Linked DNA regions of Homo sapiens: region 2 is linked to region 1. Evidence: read pairs that join two places in POLR2A ChIA-PET (ENCODE). Cell type or tissue: K562. All regions are shown on one strand. Each heading gives the region's core, and the rest is flanking DNA. Links, peaks and the distances in the headings are about the cores only. Region 1 has its middle 18 kb from the start of GSG1L. Region 2 overlaps GSG1L (GSG1 like).

The links. Peaks named below come from ENCODE experiments on the same cell type or tissue, not always from the same donor. Only the 100,000 strongest peaks of a DNase experiment are listed, where the experiment ranks them.
Region 2: POLR2A ChIA-PET joins it to region 1 with 5 read pairs; 1 of 35 experiments calls an interaction of 5 or more read pairs at or near these places.

Annotation. Positions count from the first base shown.
Region 1 is chr16:28,076,695-28,087,254 of GRCh38, reverse strand. No RefSeq gene overlaps it. Among named protein-coding and RNA genes, the nearest start is that of GSG1L, 18 kb to the right of the region's middle. In K562, for the core only: no CTCF peak of the experiment used is centred there; a DNase peak (open chromatin) is centred at 4,434; H3K27me3 peaks cover 294 bases.
Region 2 is chr16:27,955,585-27,966,144 of GRCh38, reverse strand. GSG1L (GSG1 like) reads left to right here. Exons shown (of 7, transcript NM_001109763.2): 2 at 2,942-2,989. Among named protein-coding and RNA genes, the nearest start is that of GSG1L, 100 kb to the left of the region's middle. In K562, for the core only: no CTCF peak of the experiment used is centred there; a DNase peak (open chromatin) is centred at 5,964; H3K27me3 peaks cover 2,089 bases.

The DNA of each region.
Region 1 (10,560 bases), core at 2,542-7,541:
TCCTCCCACTGGGGGCTTGCGGGGCTTTTCTTTCCACCCACAACCACCCCCTGGGGGCCCAGCTCCTGCTGCCCTTCCAGATAACTCTGGGGAGGCTATGGCCTTTGAAAAGAGAGTAGCAGCCAGGTGCAGTGGCTCACACCTGTAATCCCAGCACTTAGGGAGGCTGAGGCAGAAGGATCACTTGAGGTCAGGAGTTCAAGACCAGCCTGGGTAACACAGTGAGACCCCATCTCTCAAAAAAAAAAAAAAAAGTCTGACGCCGGACACATCTTGAACTCATGACTTATGACCTACGGCCATGGTCAGTGACCATCTCTGAACCTCGGTTTCCTCATCTGTAAAATGGGAGTCATCTTGGAAATAGGCCGGAAAGAGCCAACCTATTTCATTATTTAAATATCTGTGTGGATTATTTTGATATGAATTTTAAGTGATAATTGAAAACAACAGCAGTACAAAGCTGTCCTCCCCAGCCCCCTGGTGCGGCCCAGCTGCCCGGCCTCCCCTGTTTGGAAGGGGACTCCGCCCTTCCCTGCAGCAGCACACGCTGGGGCTTCCATGCCTCTCCTCCAGACTCAGGTGGCCTAAGTGCCTGCCAGCCCCTCTGGGCCACGCAGGGAACAGCACACGGGCAGTGGCTCAGAGGCTATGTGCCAATGCGGCCGGCCGGCTGTGGGTCGTACACAGCAGATCTACCCATCTTCCATGGCACCTCTGGTGGTGGAGACTGTTTTGTGGGATCAATGACCCTCCTTGAATGTGAAAACAGGACCATCCGCCGGTCCCTCCGAGCTCCTCCAAAGCCTTCTGCTGTTGCAGAAACGTCACTTGCTATTCCATCTGGACTAGGCTGCGTTTCTGTTCCTCCCAACTGTCCTCCCTTTTTCTTCTTTCTGTTTCAAGAAAGCCCCTTCTGCAAGCTCTGGGTAGAGGCAGTGAGGGTGGGGGCCCTGGGCTGGGATCCCGGCACTGTGCCCTACTCCCTAAGTGACCCAGTGCAAGTCATCTCAGTGTCCTAATCAAAATCATGGTAAGTATTTTGATATTTTTATGAAAATAGTAGTTATAAAGAACCTCCTTTTTTGTTTTGTTTTGTTTTTGTTTTTAGACAGAGTCTGACTCTGTTGCCCAGGCTGGAGTGCAGTGGCACAATTGTAGCTCACTGCAGTCTCAACCTCCTGGGCTCAGGCAGTCCTCCTCGCTTAGCCCCCCAAAGTAACTGGAGCTACACATGTGTACCATCATGCCTGGCTAATTTTTTGTAGAGATGGGGTCTTGCTATGTTGCCCAGGCTGGTCTCAAACTCCTGGCCTCAAGCGATCCTTCTGCCTCAGCCTCCCAAAGTGCTGAGATTACAGGCGTGAGCCACCTTGTCTGGCCATAAATAACCTTCTGAAGGAAAAACCAAACGTTTTTCTCTCTCACACTCAACACAGAATGTGTCTAAAATGTGTGGGGATTTCTCCTTATCAGCAAGCAGTTCTCCAGTGGACACGCTGGGCATCCTCTAGTTCAATTCAATTCTGACACTGTCTACCCGAAGTTAGCATCAGATCCCACAGAATGAGGGCTCAGTCCTATGAGACTGCCCCCGACTTCCGATGCCAATTGCAACCCCAGGTTGTTTTACCTGCACTTCTGACCAATGGGCTGTAAATCAACAGGTTCCCACAACTCCCTCCTCAGATTTCATAGATCTAGAGCAGCTCACAGAACTCAGGGAGACACTTTAGCCATTTGTTTTAAGGGATATGACAAAGGCTGTAGGTGAACAGCCAGGTGGAAGGGGGTGTGCAGGGCTGGGCATGCCAGTGGGAGCGCATGCCATGCGCTCTCCGGGGACGCCTACCTCTGGGAACCTCCACGTGTTCAGCAACCAGGAAGCCCTTCCAAACCCTGACCTTTTGGGTTTTTGTGGAGACTTCATTACATAGGTATGATTGGTTACATCACTGGACATGGGTCATCAACCTCACCTTCAGCCCCTCTCCCCTCCCCGGAGGTCCAACTCTCTAATCATGTGGTTGGTTCTCCTGGCAACCAGCCCTCCATCCTGAGGCTATCTGGGGACCCACAAAGAGTCCGAGTCCCCTCGTTATAACAAAAGGTGCTCCTATTGCTGACGCATTCCAAGGGATTTAGGAGTTCTGGGTCAAAAACCAGGGTCAAAGACTGAATATTAGGCTGGGCGCAGTGGCTCACGCCTGTAATCCCAGCTACTTGGGAGGCCGAGATGGGAGAATCGCTTGAACCCAGGAGTTTCAGACCAGCCTGGGCAACTTAGCAAAACCCCGTCTTTAATAAAATAAGCCAGGCATAGTTGTGCATGTGCCTGTAGTCCCAGCTACTCGAGAGGCTGAGGCGGGAGGATCACTTGAGCCCAGGAGTTTGAGGCTGCAGTGAGCCATGTTCACACCACTGCATCCCAGCCTGAGTGACAGAGCAAGACGCTGTCTCGAAACCAATCAACAAAAAACCCCCCAAATATTAGAACAAAAGAGTCCCCTTAACCCCCTGTCTACAAGGGTTTTACTTAAGAACCCACAGCAGAGACTATGTATTTCTTATTTTATATCACAATAAGAAAGATCTCTTACAATATCCCATACCTCCTTTTTCTAAAGGAAGTTAATCATAGCAGTTTCAAGTTAGGGTTCTTTTCTCTTTTTTCTAGAGATAGAATCTCACACTGTTGCTCAGGCTGGAGTGCAGTGGCGAGATTATAGCTCACTGCAGCCTCAACCTCCTAAGCTCAGGTGATCCTCCTGCCTCAGCCTCCTGAGCAGCTGGGACTATAGGTGTGCACCACCAGGCCTGGCTAATTTCCTTTTTGTAGAGATGGGGTCTCGCTATGTTGCCCAGGCTGGTCTGGAACTCCCGGCCTCAAGCAATCCGTCTGCCTTGGTCTCCCAAAGTGTTGGGATTACAGGTGTGAGCCACCACGCCTGGTCCCTCAAGTTAGAATTGTTGAAGGAATTAAATGAGATTGTCCACTTGACATTAACGACTCATTTAATTTAATGGGTACATTAAAAAAACAAAAAACAAAACCCTAGTAAGAATCGGCGCTTCTTCTTATGTGGTGACTGACTTGGAATCCTAGCCCTTTAACCTACAGCACCCAAGAGCCCTTTAACCTATGGCACCCATAACTTCTCCCTCTCGCTCACCCGCCTCCAGCCACCCGGGTCTCTTTGCTGCTCCTCATACGGGAACACACTCTTCCACCTGGGGTCTCTGCACCTGCTGCCGCCTCCCCTAATGTCCCATGGCTCCCTCATTCCCCTGCAGGGCTCACAGCCTCACCTCCCTTGGGTGTCCACAAAATAAAATGCACACAGCAGCCCCCCTTTCCCTTCTCCATTCTCCTGGCGCAGCTCTGATTTTCTTCATGATGCTTATCAACACTGGACTTGCTATGTATTTTTTTGATTGGAGGGGTTATCATAAGTATCCCTTCAAAAGATTGGAAGTGGCTGGGCTCGGTGGCTCACGCCTGGAATCTCAGCACTTAGGGGGGCAGAGGTGGGCAGACCACTTGAGGTCAGGAGTTCGAGACCAGCCTGCCATGAGGTCAGGAGTTCGAGACCAGCCTGCCCAACATGGCGAAACCCTGTCTCTACTTAAAAAAAAAAAAATACAAAAAACTAGTTGGGTGTGGTGGTGGGTACCTGTAATCCGAGCTACTTGGGAGGCTGAGGCAGGTGAATCGCTTGAACCTGGGAGACGGAGGTTGCAGTGAGCCAAGATCACACCACTGCACTCCAGCCTGAGAGACAAGAGTGAAACTCCGTCTCAAAAAAAAAAAAAAAATTAAAAATTAGCCGGGAAGTGGTGGTGTGTAACTGTAGTCCCACCTCCCTGGGAGGCTGAGGTGGGAGGATCACTTGAGCCCAGGAGTTTGAGGCTGCAGAGAGCTAGGATTGCACTGCTGCACTCCAGCCTGGGTGACAGAGCAAGATCCTGTCTCAAAAATAAATAAATCTCAAAATAAATAAAAGATTACAAAAGAAGCTTCTAGAAGGCAAGAAACCACTTTACAGAGTGCCCTGCCCCAAAAGATACATCCACATCCCAGAACCTGTGGATGTGACCTTATTTTGAAAAAGTGTCCTATCCATTGGGCCCTAAATCCTGTGACAAGTGTCCTAAGGGACACACAGAGGAGAGGCACCTCGAGGAGGAGGCGAGGCAGGGACTGGAGGATGCCGCCAGGAGGGATGCCCTTGGCCCCCAGAGCTGGGAGACGCAGGGACAGATTCTTGCCTGGAGCCTCCGGAGGGAGGTGGCCCTGGCAGCCCCTTGGTTTCTGACTTCAGGCCTTCAGAACTGTGAGCAGATGAACTCTTGTTCTAAGTCACTGTGCTTACGGTAATCTGTTTCGGCAGGCCTAGGAAACTAATCCACCCCTGTGTGGCCAACACCCAGGCAGGGACTGGAATGTAGCAGAGCCGGCAGCAGCGAACATTCTCTGAAAAGAGACAGATAGAAAATATCTGAGGCTTTGCAGGCCGTTGTCTCTGTCTCGAATGCTCAACTCTGCCACCGGAGCATGAACTGCAGCCACGGAGAACACTAACAAATGGGTGTGGCTGTGTTCCGATAAAACCTTATTTATGGGCCGGGCGCGGTGGCTCATGCCTGTAATCCCAGCACTTTGGGAGGCCGAGGCGGGTGGATCACGAGGTCAGGAGATGGAGACCACCATCCTTGCTAACACGGCGAAACTCCGTCTCTATTAAAAATACAAAATATTAGCCGGGCGTGGTGGCAGGTGCCTGTAGTCCCAGCTACTCGGTAGGCTGAGGCAGAAGAATGGCGTGAACCCAGGAGGCAGAGCTTGCAGTGAGCCGAGATCGAGCCACTGCACTACAGCCTGGGCGACACAACCAGACTGCGTCTCAAAAAACAAAACAAAACAAAACAAAAACTTTATTTATGGACACCAAAATTTCAATTTCATATAATTTTCATGTGTCAATACATATGATTCTTTTGATTTATTTATTTTTTTGAGACAGTTTCGCTCTGTCCCCCAGGCTAAAGTGCAGTGGGGTGATCTCCGCTCACTGCAACCTTTGCCTCCTGGGTTCAAGGGATTCTCCTGCCTCAGCCTCCTGAGTAGCTGAGACTACAGGGTGGGGCTCCACCATGCCTTGCTAATTTTGGTATTTTTTTTGTAGAGACGGAGTTTCACCATGTTGGCCAGGCTGGTCTTGAACTCCTGACCTCAAGTGATCTGCCCACCTTGGCCTTCCAAAGTGCTGGGATTACAGGCGTGAGCCACCTCACCCGGCCAATGTGATTCTTATTTTGACTTTTTTCAACCATTTAAAAATGTAAAACTCATTCTTAGCGTGTAGGTCAGACAAAGGCAGGTGGTGGTGGGGTTTGGCCCGGGGGCTATAGTTTGCTGCCTGGTCTAGCAGATGCTCCGTATTTGTTGAAGGATTGAAGGGACATTAGAGGTGACAGCTGGATGCTCCGGTCAAGTAGCCCAGAGACTGTGATGAAGCCCCTTGCAACAAAAATCCCTGAGAATTAAAGTAGGGTTGGTGTAAACTGCTGGAGGCAGCTGTCTCACCCCAAGATCTTCAGCGACAGAGGGCAGGGCCAAGAGGTCACCCAGGTGCCTGGCTGGGGAGGTTGTTCCCAGGCCTTCAGTGCTGGTCGACGCCATGGTGCTGAAGTGACAGAGGAGACACGGGAAGGCACTGGCCACTTCCTGACCACACTGCATGTGTTCAGCTGTAGGCTCAGTGAGGATGGGTCCTGGGATTGGGGTCTGGGTGGAGATCTAGAGCACATTGGAGCTGAAACCCTAACCCAGGGCTGGAAAACTCCAGTGACTTCTAGGATTAGGCCAGGAATGCAGATAAGCAAAGGAGGTCTGATGTAAGACAACAGGGCATGATGGGGGCTCTGGCAAAGAGGGGAGACCGCCTCCTATTTAAAGCAGTTACTCAGTCTTGGCACTGTGGCCCATGCTGGTTATCCCAGCATTTTGGGAGGCTGAAGTGGGAGGATCATTAAGCCAGGAGTTCAAGACCAGCTTGGGTGATGTAGTGAGACCCCATTTCTTAAAAAAAAAAAAGTAAATAAAATAAAAATTATTTTTTTAATTAGCTGGGCACAGTAACAAGTATCTGCCATTCCAGCCACTCGGGAGGCTGAGGCAGGAGGATCGCTTGAGCCCAGGAGGTTGAGGCTGCAGTGAGCTGTGATGACACCACTGGACTCCAGCCTTGGTGAAAGAGCAGGATGCTGTCTAAAAAAAAAAAAAAAAAAGGCAATTATTCAGTTTCAGCCAATCCTGCCAGGTGGGAATGCAGGCTCCATGCCAGCAGATTTCTAGATTGTTCTTGAGAAGCTGCAGAATTCAGTTGTTTGTATGAAATCTCCTGATTTAAAATCTTGGCTCAAATAATAATAATACAAAGTCATGCCAGGAGTTTTCTGCATGTTGAGTGGATATTGGAATGCCTTCTTACAGAGAGCTCCGAGAGGCTAGGTTACCTTACCAACAGCACACAGCTCAGAGATGCCAAACTGGGTGTGGGTGACCTCACAGCTGCCTTCCAGGTGGTGGCTCTTTGTGACCTCATTCACTGAGTGAAGGGGGAGAGGATCAGAGGGTCTCTCTTCAGCCAGATTTGGGCCCCAGACAAGATTCAGAAACTGCTACTATCAGCCAGGCTTGGGGACTCATGCCTATAATCCCAGCACTTTGGGAGGCCGAGGTGGAAGGATCACTTGAGCCCAGGAGTTTGAGACCAGCCAGGGAAACATAGCGGGACCTTGTCTCTGCAAAACATAAAAAAATTAGCTGGGCTTGGTGGTGGACGCCTGTAGTCCCAGCTACTTGGGAGACTGAGGCTCGGGAGGATCACTTGATCCCGGGAGGTTGAGGCTGCAGTGAGCTGTGATTACACCACTGCACTCTAGCTTGGGCTGGGCTTTGTAAGAGTGAGACCCTGTCTTTATAAAAAAACAAAACTACTACTCGCTAGCTTTTTTGAAAACTGTGGTGTTCAGAAAATGGATATGGTCACCATATTATAATTCGTATGGCGTAGTACTACTAAATAAGTTTTTTTTTTTTTTTGAGATGGAGTCTTACTCTGTCTCCCAGGCTGGAGTGCAATGGCGCGATCTTGGCTCACTGCAACCTCCTACTCCCGGGTTCAAGTGATTCTTGAGCTTCAGCCTCTGGAGTAGCTGGGATTACAGGCGCGTGCCACCACACCCAGCTAATTTTTGTATTTTTAGTAGAGACAAGGTTTCGCCATGTTGGCCAGGCTGATCTCAAATGCTTGACCTCAAGTGATCCACCCACCTCGGCCTCCCAAAGTGCTGGGATTACAGGTGTGAGCCACCGTGCCCGGCCTGAAGAAGATATTAACATTACAACTTGCTCCTTTATTTGAGAACAGTGGCAATATTATGATTGTTACGATTATGGTTGTGATTTGATCACTACTATACACCTCAGGACTCCCTTCCATATCCAACACCCCACACCCTGCACCCAGGAAATAAATTGGTTTTAACCATCTGGCTGCTAGACCATGTCTCTCCCACCCCACCGCTACTCCACCCCCACTTACCCAACCATCTGGTCCAGCCCTGCCCAGCCAAGCCATGCCGTCTGGTAGACCTTGCTGGCTACCAGCACAAAGGGCTGGTGTTCCCTGTCACCTTCAGTCACAGGGGTGCTAGGAAGGGCATATCCAGGTTCTTGGAGGGACAAAGCCATGCGGGACCTTCCTTCTTGGTTGATAGAGAAGTGGGTGGGTGCATACACCCATGTCTGATGGAAGTGGCTGTCACTCGTGTTTTCGAAAAATGTGGCTTTTTTTGTGAAGAAACTTTGGGAAGTGATGTTGCTGCCATGCCTGCATTCTTTTTTTTTTTTTTTTTGAGCCAGAGTCTCCCTCTGTTGCCCAGGCTGGAGTGCAGTGGCGCCATCTCAAGTCACTACAACCTCTGCCTCCTGGATTCAAGCAATTCCCCTGCGTCAGCCTCCTGAGTAGCTGGGATTACAGGCGCCCACCACCACGCCCAGCTAATTTTTGTATTTTTAGTAGAGACAGGGTTTTGCCTTATTGGCCAGGCTGGCCTCGGACTCCTGACCTCAAGTGATCCGCTCGCCTCGGCCTCCCAAAGTGCTGGGATTACAGGTGTGAGCCACCGCACCCCGCCCATGCCTGCATTCTTAAGGGCCTTGGAAAGCACTCTGCATGCACGCAGTGGCCCAGCCAGCCCACTCTGCAAATCCCTCTGTCTGCCCCTCTCATTTCACAATTCCATCAGAATCGGCGGCCGTGCTGGTGAAGAAGGGTTTGCTCTTAATGAGCCTGCCCAGAATTGCCTTGTTTTCTTGGCGTTGACAAACTATATCCCTTAATAAAAGTTTCATGACTCAATTTAGCACGGGAGGTACATAATCCCAGCCCCTCCTGCCCTGAAATCAAAGATTGCCTCGGAGTATTGGTCCCAGGGGCACTCCTGGGTTTGACACAAACGCTGTCTGGGGGCATCGCTGGCTGAGATTTGCCAGGGGGTCTGTGGGCAGAAGGTGCCCCCTCGGGGAAGGCCTCCCGCTGCTGCCTCCTCCTGCTCTCTTCTGGTGGTCACTGGTCATTCTGGCTGTTCAGCTCTGCCCTGGTCATCCACGGTAGCAGGTTGTTTGCAGAGTCAACCACAGCTCTCCCTCCCATCTCACCAGCCCTTTGCAAATGCTTGTCTCATCAAGAGGTGGGGTCTATTTTCTCCTCTCCTAAATCTGGCCTAATTGGCTCTGCCCAGTAGAGTGTGGCGGATGTGATTGCATGTGAGTGCCCATGAGGCAGCTGGGGAGGCCTTGCAGCTTCCACTTTTGCCTCCTTATTTTTATTGATTGATTGATTGATTGAGACAGAGTCTCGCTCTGTTGCCTAGGCTGAGTGCAGCGGTGTGATCACGGCTCACTGCAGCCTCTACTTCCCAGGCTCAAGCAATCCTCCCACCTCAGCCTTTCAAGTAGCTGGGACTACAGGCGCTCGCCACCATGCCTGGCTAATTTTGTTGTTGTTGTTGTTATTGTTGCTGAGACAGGGTCTCCTTAGGTTGCCCAGGCTGGTTCTGACCTCCCGGGCTTAAGCGATTCTCCCACCTCAGCCTCCCAAAATGCTGGGATTACAGGCGTGAGGCACTGCACCAGGCTCCACTTTTGCCTCCTTAGACCCCAGCACTGCTGCGCAAAAAGGAAGCCCTTAGGCTGTGCGCGGTGGCTCATGCCTGTAATCCCAGTACTTTGGGAGGCCGAGGCAGGTGGATCACCTGAGGTCAGGAGTTCAAGAGCAGCCTGGCCAATATGGTGAAACCCCGTCTCTACTAAAAATACAAAAATTAGCCGGGCATGATGGTGGGTGCCTGTAATCCCAGCTATTTGGGAGGCTGAGGCAGGAGAATTGCTTGAACCTGGTAGGTGCAGGTTGCAGTAAACCGAGATCGTGCCATTGCACTCCAGCCTGGGCAACAGAGTGAGACTCCATCTCAGAAACAAAAACAAAACAAACAAATGAACAAAAAAGAAGCCCTGCCCAACTTACTGGAGGGCGAGGGCTTCTGTGGGGAGAACTGAGGCACCCTGACCAGCGGCTGGTACCAGTTGCCAGATCCACAGGTGAGGTCATCATTGTCACCCCACAGCCCCAGCCGAGCATGGGGAGACTGCAGCACGTGAATGACCCCAGGACAGAGGAGCAGGACTGCTTACATTCCAGCCCACAGAAGAAGCAGGAGGAATCGTAATGGTCGCTTTAAGCCCCTAGGTTTTAGAAGTTTGTTATGTAGCAATGGACAATTGTTATAGCCATCTCTTTTGCATTCTTAGCTGTGACATTTGGGTGGGAATGACCCCTCACCCAGCTCCAGGCGTGGGTCCTGACTGGTGTAAAGAAATGGATGTCACTGTTGTGTGGTCAGAGCACCTCATTCTCCCTGTCCACAGCGAGACGCCAGGAACCGTTTGCTTCTCCACCATCTGAGAAAGAGATGAGGTGCTGTGAGGATGTGAGGTCAGGAATCCAGGCGGCTGTTTTGTGCCGCGTGGGACCTCCATGTGGAGCCAGAGGACAAAGGGATGAAGTTAACACTGAAGAAAGTAAACCAGGAGGCCAGAGAGGACCCAGGTCTTTGACAGCTTTGAGATGCTAGATTCAGCCATACCTCCAGCAAGATCTCTCCCTGAGCTTTTCAGTTACATAAACAAATGACTGCCCTTTAGGTGGCTTCAGCCAGCCCTGAACGACACATCTCTCTCCAAGGTGTGGCATGAGCATATGCAGGAATGTATTTATAGATTTTCATTTTCTTTCTTTCTTTTTTTTTGTGACAGGGTCTTGCTCTGTCATCTAGGCTGGAGTGCGGTGGCCCCATCATAGCTCACTTCAGCCTCGACCTCCCAGACTTAAGTGATCCTCCTACCTTAGCCTCCCAAGCAGCTGGGACTACAGTCGTGTGCCACCACGCCTGGCTATTTTTATTTTTACTTTTGTAGAGATGGGGTTTTGC
Region 2 (10,560 bases), core at 3,645-8,644, 120 kb after region 1:
TGACAAGGGAGAGGAGGAGTAAACTACTCAGGTATGCGAGTGAACAGTGCTGCAGGCAGCAGAGGCAGCCAGTGCGAAGGCCCTGAGGCAGGAGAATGCCCGGCACGTTTAAAGATTGGCAAGGAGACCAAAATGACAGGAGTGGAGTGAGCAAGGGGGAAGACAGGAGGGAAAGAGGTCAGGGAGGTGATGGAGAGACAGATCACAGAGGGTCTTGCAGGCCACAGCGAGGACTTAGGCTCTGACTTGGGGTGAGTTGGGAATGCTGGGAGGGTTCTGAGCAGAGAAGGGACATAATCTGTTTTAGGTTATACCAGGATACTTCTGGTCACTGTGAGGATGGGGCAGAAAGAGAGAGACCAGTGCAGAGGCTACTACAGTGATCCTGGTGGGAACTGATGGTGGCTGGACCAGCGGAGGTGGCGAGAAGTGGCTGGATGCTAGACGCATTGGGAAGCTAGAGCCACGAATGAGATAAAGATGGCAGCAGGGTTTTGGCCTGAGCATCTGGGGATGGAGGTGCCATTTACTAGCTGGGGATGCAGTGAAGACTTGGTCCCTGTCCTCACAGAGCTTGCAGCTTGCTGGGGGAAATAGACATTAATGTGTGTGTAAGCAGAGTCCGGAGTGAGCTTCTTCTATTTGTAAGAAAGGGTCTGGAAGAAGTAGAAAGTTCAGAAGAAGAAAAAGAAACTTTTAGGTGAAGAAAATGTTTAATACTTAATAGTAATATTGTATATTAGTCTCTATACCAATGTGACTGTAAAACATAATTTTAAAATTACTTAAAAATTTAATTAAATTAAATTTTATTTAAATTAAAAATTTTTGGCTGGGTGCAGTGGCTCATGCCTGTAATCCCAGCATTTTGGGAGGCTGAGGCAGATCACTTGAGGTCAGGAGTTCGAGACCAGCCTGGACAACATGGAGAAATCCCATCTTTACTAAAAATACAAAAATTGGCTGGGCGTGATGGTGGGTGCCTGTAATTCCAGCTACTCGGGAGGCTGAGGCAGGAGAATTGCTTCAACCCAGGAGGTGGAGGTTGCAGTGAGCCGAGATTGCACCACTGTACTCCAGCCTGGGCGACAGAGTGAGACTTTGTCTCAAATAAAATAAAACAAATTAAAATATTTAATTTTTGTGGGTACATAGTAGGTGTATATATTTATGGGGTACATGAGATGTTTTGACACAGGCAAACAATTCAATTATACTCTTTTTGTCATTTAAAAATATACAGTTAAGTTATTATTGACTACAGTCACCCTGTTGTGCTAGCAAATAGTAGGTCTTATTCATTCTTTCTAACTATTTTTTGTACCTGTTAAGCATCCCCACTGCTCCCCGCCCAATCCCCTACTACCCTTCCCAGCCTCTGGTAACCATCCTTCTACTCTCTATGTCCATGAATTCAATTTATTTGTTTTTTAGATCCCACAAATAAGTAAGAACATGCAAAGTTTGTCTTTCTGTGCCTGGCTTATTTCACTTAACATAATGACTTCCGATTCCATCCATGTGGTTGCAAATGACAGCATCTCATTCTTTTTTATGGCTGAAGAGTACTTCATTGTGTATATGTAGCACATTTTCTTTATCCATTCATCTGTTGATGGTTAGGATGCTTCCAAATCTTGGATAGTGCTGCTATCCACAATTGATAAATACAATTGTGCTATCCACGATTGATAAATACAACAATTAATTATTTAATTAATTTTTATTTAGGAAGGGGCTCATCAAGGCAAAATGGCCGAAGGCCCACCAATGCCTCAATGTGGCTGTGGATGCTGATATGCACATTTTTTTTTTTTTTTTGAGACAGAGTCCCTCTCTGTCGCCCAGGCTGGAGTGCAGTGGTGTGATCTTGGCTCACCTCTGCCTCCCAGGTTCAAGCAATTCTCCTGCCTCAGCCTCCCGAGTAGCTGGGACTACAGGTGCATGCCACTACGCCCAGCTAGTTTTTGTATTTTTAGTAGAGATGGGGTTTCACCATGTTTGCCAGGATGGTCTCCATCTCTTGACCTCATGATCCGCCCGCCTCGGCCTCCCAAAGTATGATCTGTATGTTGAATTTCCCTCCCTCTAGCCTTTGAGGAAACAATGTAACATTAAAAAAAGTATAAAGCAATTCATTCAAAATCCATCCACTGTAGCACACCACTTTTGTTTTCTTTCTTTTAAATCCTCCCTTCCAGTTCTTGGCGGTCAGTACACTCTCTTTCAGTGACTTATCATCTCAGTGCCACTAACTTGCACCTGAGACTCACACATGCAAAGGCAGACTCAGGATGGTGGCCATGCCCCATAGAAATCCAAGGTGCTGTGAGAGTTACAACAGCGGGAGCATGTTCCAGGCGGGGAACAGCATGTGCAAAGCCATGGTGGGAGGCTGCACAGGGGTGTACCAGGAACGGGGGCAGAGGGAGAGGGCAGTGGGTGGACAGGCCAGTCAAGGCCTGTTCTGGGTCCACAAATGGGAATTTGAACTTTCTCCTTTGGGAAGTCATCAAAGAGTTTCAAACAGGAGCAAGCTGTGTGTGTGCGTGTGTTGGATGTGATCAGAGCTGTGTTTTGAAATGATCCCTCCAGCTGCAGCGTGGAGAATGAATTGGAGAGGGGCCAGAGTGGAGGCCTGGGGAGGCCAGTGAGGAGGAGCGTGGATTCTGGGGGGAGGCTGTGGAAAGGGACAAGGTTGCTATCGTGGAGGTGGAAGCGATGGGCCAGGATGGATGGGGTCAGGAGGTGGGAGAATTGGCAGTTTCGCCATCCACACTCCTGGGATGTTGGGCTTCTAGGAACCAGGGTTGGAGAAAGATGTCACTGGGCTTGGGTCAGAGACACTGGCTTGCTCCAGGGCTCATGGGATGGGAGCAGGCAAACCTCGGAAGCCCACGTGTCCTCTCACATTCTGAAAACGCTTCTCTTCTTTTCAAAGGTGAAAAATGTCGCAGCTTCATTGACCTGGCCCCGGCATCGGAGAAAGGTGAGTGTGACCCCAGCTGAGCTGTGGCAGCTCTGCTCTCTCTGGGGACATCTTTCCTACCTTGGTGGCTCCCCAAAGCCCTGTGATAGCATCTTCTTCAGCATCCCTGGGCAACAGGGCCCTGGGAGCCAGACACCCTGTTGCAAAGCCCTGAGTTTCTTGAGCTCTCAGTGGAGTGGGAGAGGCTGGTGGATGGGGACTGTCTGCCCTCCCTGTCTGACAGAGTAGTCCTGAGGGTCATCACCCTTCCATTCTGTCCAGTGCATGCTGGGACTGTGGGAGGGATGATGGGGGTGTGGACGTTTGGTTCAGGCAAGACTGGTGTTGGGGTTTGCCTCCAGCTGTAGGATTTGACCTTGGGGGAGGGAAGCCAGGTGCCTGGCCTTTGTCATCTCACAGGTGTGGGGAGGGCCAGTCTGATTGGATGCCACCATCCAGAGAGGGCTCACTGGTGTTCAGAGCCCGACAGCAGAGGCTCTGAGCCCACAGAGATGTCCAGAGGTGTGCAAGGCAGTGACTGGATTATCAGGAGCAGGGCACAGCTTGAGTCAGGGGATAGCAGTCAGGATTAGGTTTAGTTGCAAGTAATAGTGACCCTAAGGAACTAATTTCAATGGAGAAATTTATCTCCTTTATAAAAGTTTGAAAGTAGACAATCTAAGGTGGCTCTGCTCCACAAAGTCCTCAGGATCCTGGCCCCTGCCACTCTCTCTGTTGTCCCACTGTGTTTTTCTTCATGGTCTAAGATGGCTGCCAGAGCACCAGCTATTACATCTGCATTCCAGGCAGCAGGATGCAGGAAGGGCAAACTCTAAGGTTCCCAGAAGTTATCCCACAACACCTGCATATATCTCCTTGACCAGAACTAGTCACATGGTCACACCCAGCTAGAAGGGAGGCTGGGAAATGTGGTCTTTATCCTGGGCAATGCTGTGCCTAGCTGAAAGTCAGGAGTTTTGTTATTATGGAAGAACAAGAGAATGGACACAGGAGGAGAGCCTGCCACAGGGACACGGGGGAGTGTGGCTGCCTCCCCACCTGCCTACCCTCTGCCACCCAGGAGATAGGCTGCCAAGAGTGAAACAGGTATGCATGTCTCTTCAGATAGCCTGGAGATTAAGAGAGGGCTCTGGGCTTGGGAGTCAGGGGAGGGGAAACTGAGGCAGAAGGGCACCATGTGTCCTGGAAGCTGGTGACATTCTGTTTTGCAGACACTGTCTTTTTGGAGCGCTCCAGTCAAGTGGCAGCTGGTGAAGTTGAGGGGCAAGAGACAGGGAACCCACCGGGCCCTCAGTTCCCAGAAAGCGACAAGGACTCCCTACCCCCCAGCAGCCTCTTGGCAGTCAGGACCGCCTCCTCCATTTCTTTGATGTCCCCATGGCTGTGTTCTGTTTAATTGCTACATGTGACCATCTCCAAAACATTTGGCTGGGCGGCTCAAGCCACAGCTTCCAAATTGAGATCACTGGGAAACACAATAATATGACCACTGCATGGCTGATATTTGTTGAACAGTTACTATGTGCCGGATACAGTGCCAAGCACGTCGCAAGCATCAACTGAGAAACCTCCCCACAACCCCTTGAGGAAGGGGCTGTCATTCTCACTCCCACCTGACAGATGAAGAAACCAAGGCTTAGAGAGATGAAGTCACTTAGGTCTCACACCTCATGAGAGGCAGAGCTGGGTGAAATCCAGGCCTGCGCTTCACACCTCTCCACTGTCTGCAGCCTTCTGGGATGTGCAGCCCTCTGGGATGTGCAGTCCTCTGGGATGTGCATCCCATAATTCCCAAGGCCTTGGAGCTCCTGGGTCAACTTTGCTCCAAATCTGGCTTCCAGAAAGCAGGGCCTGTGTATGTGCACATGCATGTGTGCGTGTGTCCCGGGTAAGGGTGAGTGTGCATGTGCATGAGTGGCTGCTGCTATGTGTGTGCACGCATGCATGCCTGTGGATGAGCTGGGTGAGCATGTGTGAACGTGGGCATGGAGGCGTGTACACATGCGTGCACATGTAAGTGCAGGTGCCATGTGTGCATAAGCACAGGTGTGTTCTAGGGTGAGCACATACGGGTTGTGTGCCCATGTGAGTGCGTGTGTGAATTTGAGTACGTGTGTGTGTGTGTGTCTGTGTACAGTGGCAGGTGGGTGGCCTGTGCCCCTCCAGAAGGTATCAGGCCTTTATTTTGCTTCTTTTACAAGAACCCCAAAGAGGTTGTATCTTTGTGTTTTACTGGCCTTGTGATTTTACTTTTAGGGCTTGGCAGCCACACCGAGAACCTTCTGGCTGTGTATATAAAAATGTTTACAAGGAGGCTGAGTGGGCTGGCTTTGCCACTGAGGTGCTGAATGATTTTCACGTACTCGCTGTCTCTCAAACACTGTAGCTCTCGCTTGAGGTTGGCAGGGTTTGGTCCAAGGCAGCCCGTGTGGCCTCCCCCCATGTATACGGGCCCAGCCCTTCCAGTAGACACCCGCAGTAACGTGGCACCCTCAGACCCATCCATTTTCTCCCCACCACACTCAGCTTCTCCATTTCACAGAGGAATCTGAGGGCAGAGAGACGAGGGACTTGTTCCCAGCCGCACTGGGAACAAGTGTGCGGGGTTGGATGTCCACACTCAGCTGTGTTCTCCCAAGGAATACTCTTTCCCTATGTTATGGCTCCCGCACTGGCTCCCTCTGGGACATCCCTCCTGGCATCTTTCTGGTCTGCCACATACGATAATCGCGACACTGGCACTAACTGGCTTTCATACGGTAGTTACTGTGTGCCAGGTGCTATGCTGAGAACTTGGCACACGTTGGCTCCTGTAATCCCCATTTTACAGGTGAGGAAACTGAGGTACAGAGCAACCACACGGCTGGAAAATGGGGGAACTGGGATTTGAACCTGAACAGTCTGGCTCTTAAATGTCTGGTTCTCCTGCTGAAAAGCTTAGGGCTTCTGAGCCTGGGGGATATCTGTACTCCCTTTATCAGCTGAGGTCCGGTGAGTGCTTTCCTTCCTGCCTCCAGCTCCTCCCACCTGGCAAACCGCAGGCATGATTTCAAGATTTCCAGGCCCTTCTCAAATGCCACTTCCCCATTCCCATTTTCTCCAATACCCTCTTGTCCCCTGCTCACCTACCCTCTCCCTCCTGGCAAAATATTTGTCCATCATCAGTTTCTTACCATAGCATCACACATTTTTCTTCGTTTGCCTGACTATTCTAGTTTTGTGTTTTACATGGGAAATGTCTTTTTTGTTTTATGCTAGCCTAAGCCACAACCATTTTTTATCCGGATTCCTGCCACAATCTTGTAAGTGGTTACCTCCTTTCATTCTTGCTCCCTGATTTGCTTGGTACCTGAATGATCTGTATTTTATATTTTGAGATGGGGTCTTGCTCTGTTGCCCAATCTGTAGTGCAGTGGTGCGATCGTAGCTCACTGCCGCCTTGAACTCTTGGGCTCAAGCAATCCTTCTGCCTTAGGCTCCGAGTAGCTGGGACTACAGGTGCGCACTACCATGCCCCACGCTTGGTGCCCAAATGGTCATTTTTTCTTTCTTTCTTCCTTTCTCCCGTCCTCCCTTTTGCCCTTCTGCCCTTTCTCTCTTTCCCCTTCCCTTCCCTCCCCTTCCCTCCCCTCCCCTTCCCTCCCCCTCCCTTCCCGTCTTGTCTCGTCTCCTCTCTTCTCTTCTTTTCTTGACACAGTTTCACTCTGTTGCCCAGGCTGGAGTGCAGTGGTGTGATCTTGGCTCACTGCAACCTCTGCCTCCCAGGTTCAAGCGATTCTCCTGCCTCAGCCTCCCGAGTAGCTGGGATTACAGGCGCACGCCACCATGCCCGGCTAATTTTTTTTTTTTTTTGTATTATTAGTAGAGATGGGGTTTCGTCATGTTGCCCAGGCTGGTCTCAAACTCCTGGACTCAAACGATCCTCCCACGTTGGCCTCCCAAAGTGTTGGGATTACAGGCATGAGCCACTGCACCTGGTCAAGTGAACCCCTATCCTGAAGCTACCTAGGAAACCCCAATCAACAGCCAGTTCATTAGCACACGTAAGACACTCTCATCACTCCAGAGGTTTCAAGGGTTTTAGCAGCTGTTTGCCAGGAACCATGAGACCAAATATATGTTTTTTGTTATATCACAGTATCACGATTATACACACTTGTTATAGAAATTTTAACAACCGTGGCCGGGTGCAGTGGCTCATGCCTGTAATCCCAGCACTTTGGGAGTACAAGGCGGGCAGATCACCTGAGGTCAGGAATTTGAGACCAGCCTGGCCAACATGGTGAAATCCTGTCTCTACTAAATATACAAAAATTAACTGGGCATGGTGGCATGCACCTGTAATCCCAGCTACTTGGGAGGCTGAGGCAGGAGAATGGCTTGAACCGGGAGGTGGAGGTTACAGTGAGCCGAGATCATGCCACTGCACTCCAGCCTGGGCAACAGAGCAAGACTCTGTCTCAAAAAAAAGAAAAAGAAGTTTTGATAGCCCCAAGTGCGTAAATTACAGATGAAAGTCTCTTATAAACCCACCCTTGGGTATTTAATATGAATGGTTTGGTTTATCAGTTCTTGAAAAAAATGTATACATACACACACGTATGTACATACATATATTTGATATATAAAATCATGGTTTGCTATTCATGTCAGTACATAGAACTTGTCCTTATCTTGAAACAGGTGTAGGATATTCTATCGCATGATGACTGATATAGTTTTCTTTTCTTTTTTTTTTTTTTTTAGATGGAGTCTCACTCTTGTCTCTTGTTGCCCAGGCTGGAGTGCAGTGGCATGATCTCGGCTCACTGCAACCTCCACCTCCCAGGTTCAAGCAATTCTCCTACCTCAGCCTTCCGACTAGCTGGGATTACAGGCACCTACCACCATAGCTGGCTAATTTTTGTATTTTTAGTAGAGACAGGGTTTCACCAATTTGGTCAGGCTGGTCTCGAACTCCTGACCTCAGGTGGGCCTGCCCACCTCAGCCTCCCAAAGTGCTGGGATTACAGGAGTGAGCCACCGTGCCTGGCCTGTGACTGATATAGTTTGAATGTGTGTCCCCTCTACATCTCATTTTGAAATGTGACCTTCAATGCTGGAGGTGGGGCCCAGTGGGAAGTGTTTGAGTCATGGAGGTGGATCCCTCGTGAATGACTTGGTGCCGTCCCCTTGGTAATGCGTGAATTCTCACCGTATTAGTTCACACTGGAGCTTGTTATTTAAAAGAGCCTAGCACCTCCTCTCCTCTCTTTCTCACTCTCTCTCTTGCCATGTGACATGCCTGCTTCCTCTACATCTTCCACCATGAGTAAAAGCTTCCTGAAGCCTCACCAGAAGCCAAGCAGATGCTGGCGCCATGCTTATACAGCCTGCAGAATTGTGAGCCAAATAAACCTCTTCTTTGTAAATTACGCAGCCTCAGGTATTTATAGCAGTGCAACATGGACTATCACGTATATTGACATGTGTTTAAACCAGGCTGTCTAGCTGAACTGCACTTGAGTGTTCTGTATTGTATTGTAGCTGAATAACAGTGACTTGTGCACATCTCTCTGTCCCTTACAAGCCCAAGACCTTCGATGGGTAGCATAATTTCTCATTTACCTCTGGGTCTCCAAGTCCTAGCCCAGCACTGGAGTACCACTGGCAAGACAGTATAAGCAGTATAACAAAGGTCTGCACAGTAGATTGTGCCAGGCAGAGAAGAAGAAAGTGATCAAAGATGCCTGAGCAACTTAAGATGAAATGTACAAACGCAGATCAACAGCAATGCCTCCATGTTATGAACTTTTTTATTTTTTATTTTTTGGTGGAGTCTTGCTCTGTCACCCAGGCTGGAGTGCAGTAGTGTGATCTTGGCTTACTGCAAACTCCACCTCCTGGGTTCAAGTGATTCTCGTGACTCAGCCTCCCGAGTAGCTGGGACTGCAGGCGTGTGCCACCACATCCAGCTATTTTGTATTTTTAGTAGAGACTGGGTTTTGTCATGTTAGCCAGGCTGATCTCGACCTCCTGACCTCAGGTGATCCAACCGCCTTGGCCTACCAATGTGCTGGGATTACAGGCATGAGCCACCGCACCCAGTTGATGTTGTGAACTTGATACTGAACATGCAGAGAAAAGTTTCTCCTACTTCCCTGTCTTCCTCCTCAAGGGTTCCTTTGTCTCTCAAAACCTCAGTCATTTATTCACTAGGGCAAGAGTCTCCTACCAAATAACTGTGACCCACAGGATAATCTTAAAACCTGGTGCATTGGCCAGTAAGACCAACAATAATGTTATGTAACGAGCTATCACACAACCCAGTGGCATTCACACAACTCAGTGGCATTCACACAGTTTTTTTTTTTTTCCTCACATGTCTGTGGGTTTTCTTGAGTTTAGCTCATGTCGGAAGGCTTGGTTCCAGGATATAGGCTGGGCTCAATCTGCCCCACTTGTGTCTGTTCAGGTAGAGGGGATAGTAGGTGCTTGGTGGAGGTTTTTTCATGGTAATGACAGAAATGCAAGATGGGGAGCCAACTGCACAAGCACATTTTAAACCTTGTTTGGATCATATCCACCAACATCCCATTGGCCACAGCCAGTCCCATGGCCAAGTCCAACATCAATGGGGCAAGAAGTATACTGCTCACATGGAGGAATGGGTGGGGTGTTTGGAGTGAATGTTTGCTGATCAATAATTTAAGTGACCACACCCGGACCTGACCATAGGTCTCAAGGATGGGTGGCAGCTGGAGCCAGCCTGGCTGGATTTCTGGTCATGAGTGTGAGACTCATTAATTTGCTTGTCAAGGTCTCCTCTGGTCATTGTCAGGATCTTTATTTCTCCCAAAGTGACCTAAATATTTGAATATTTATCTATAACCTGGTTGGCATCAGGCTGCTAAATGGTCTATTATTGCTTCCTCTTCTGAGATTGAAGAACTGTTTTATGTGCACAGACTTTGGCCAACTTTCTGGTTAAAAATATATAACTATTAACAGTCATGAAACCTTCCAGATTAACCAACTATCATTAAATTTTCTAGATTAACCAACTATCATTAAACTTTCTAGCTTCAAAAGAAAACTGTTCATCCTTTTTGCAAATTATTGGCAAATGTGTAAATGTTCTCTCAATGTCTTCAAAGACAACTGGCTAATTATAATAACACTTCCTCCTTTCCTTCTTCTCTCCCTCCCTCCCTCCTGTCCTTCCTTCCTCCCTTCCTTCCTTCCTTCTTTCCTTCCTTCCTTCCTTCCTTCCTTCCTTCCTTCCTTCCTTCCTCTTCTCTTATGGAGTCTTTTGACCTGCAGCCCCATTTTGACTCAATGATTATCTAGGGCTGTTATTCTGGAAGCCCTTTTTACCATTATTTTGAAATTTCCTCCCCTCTCTCATGTTGGCTCCACTGCTTCCTGGATCCCAGGTAGTCTTCTTTCTGGATTACTTCCTCATTTTGGGGAAAAATATCCTCCAGTAACTTCCTGAGAAAGACAGCATGGTTGAGACCCTTTATGTCTCATGTTGTTTTTATTTGTCTGTCACACTTGACTAGATGTTTTGCTGGGTATAAAATTTTAGG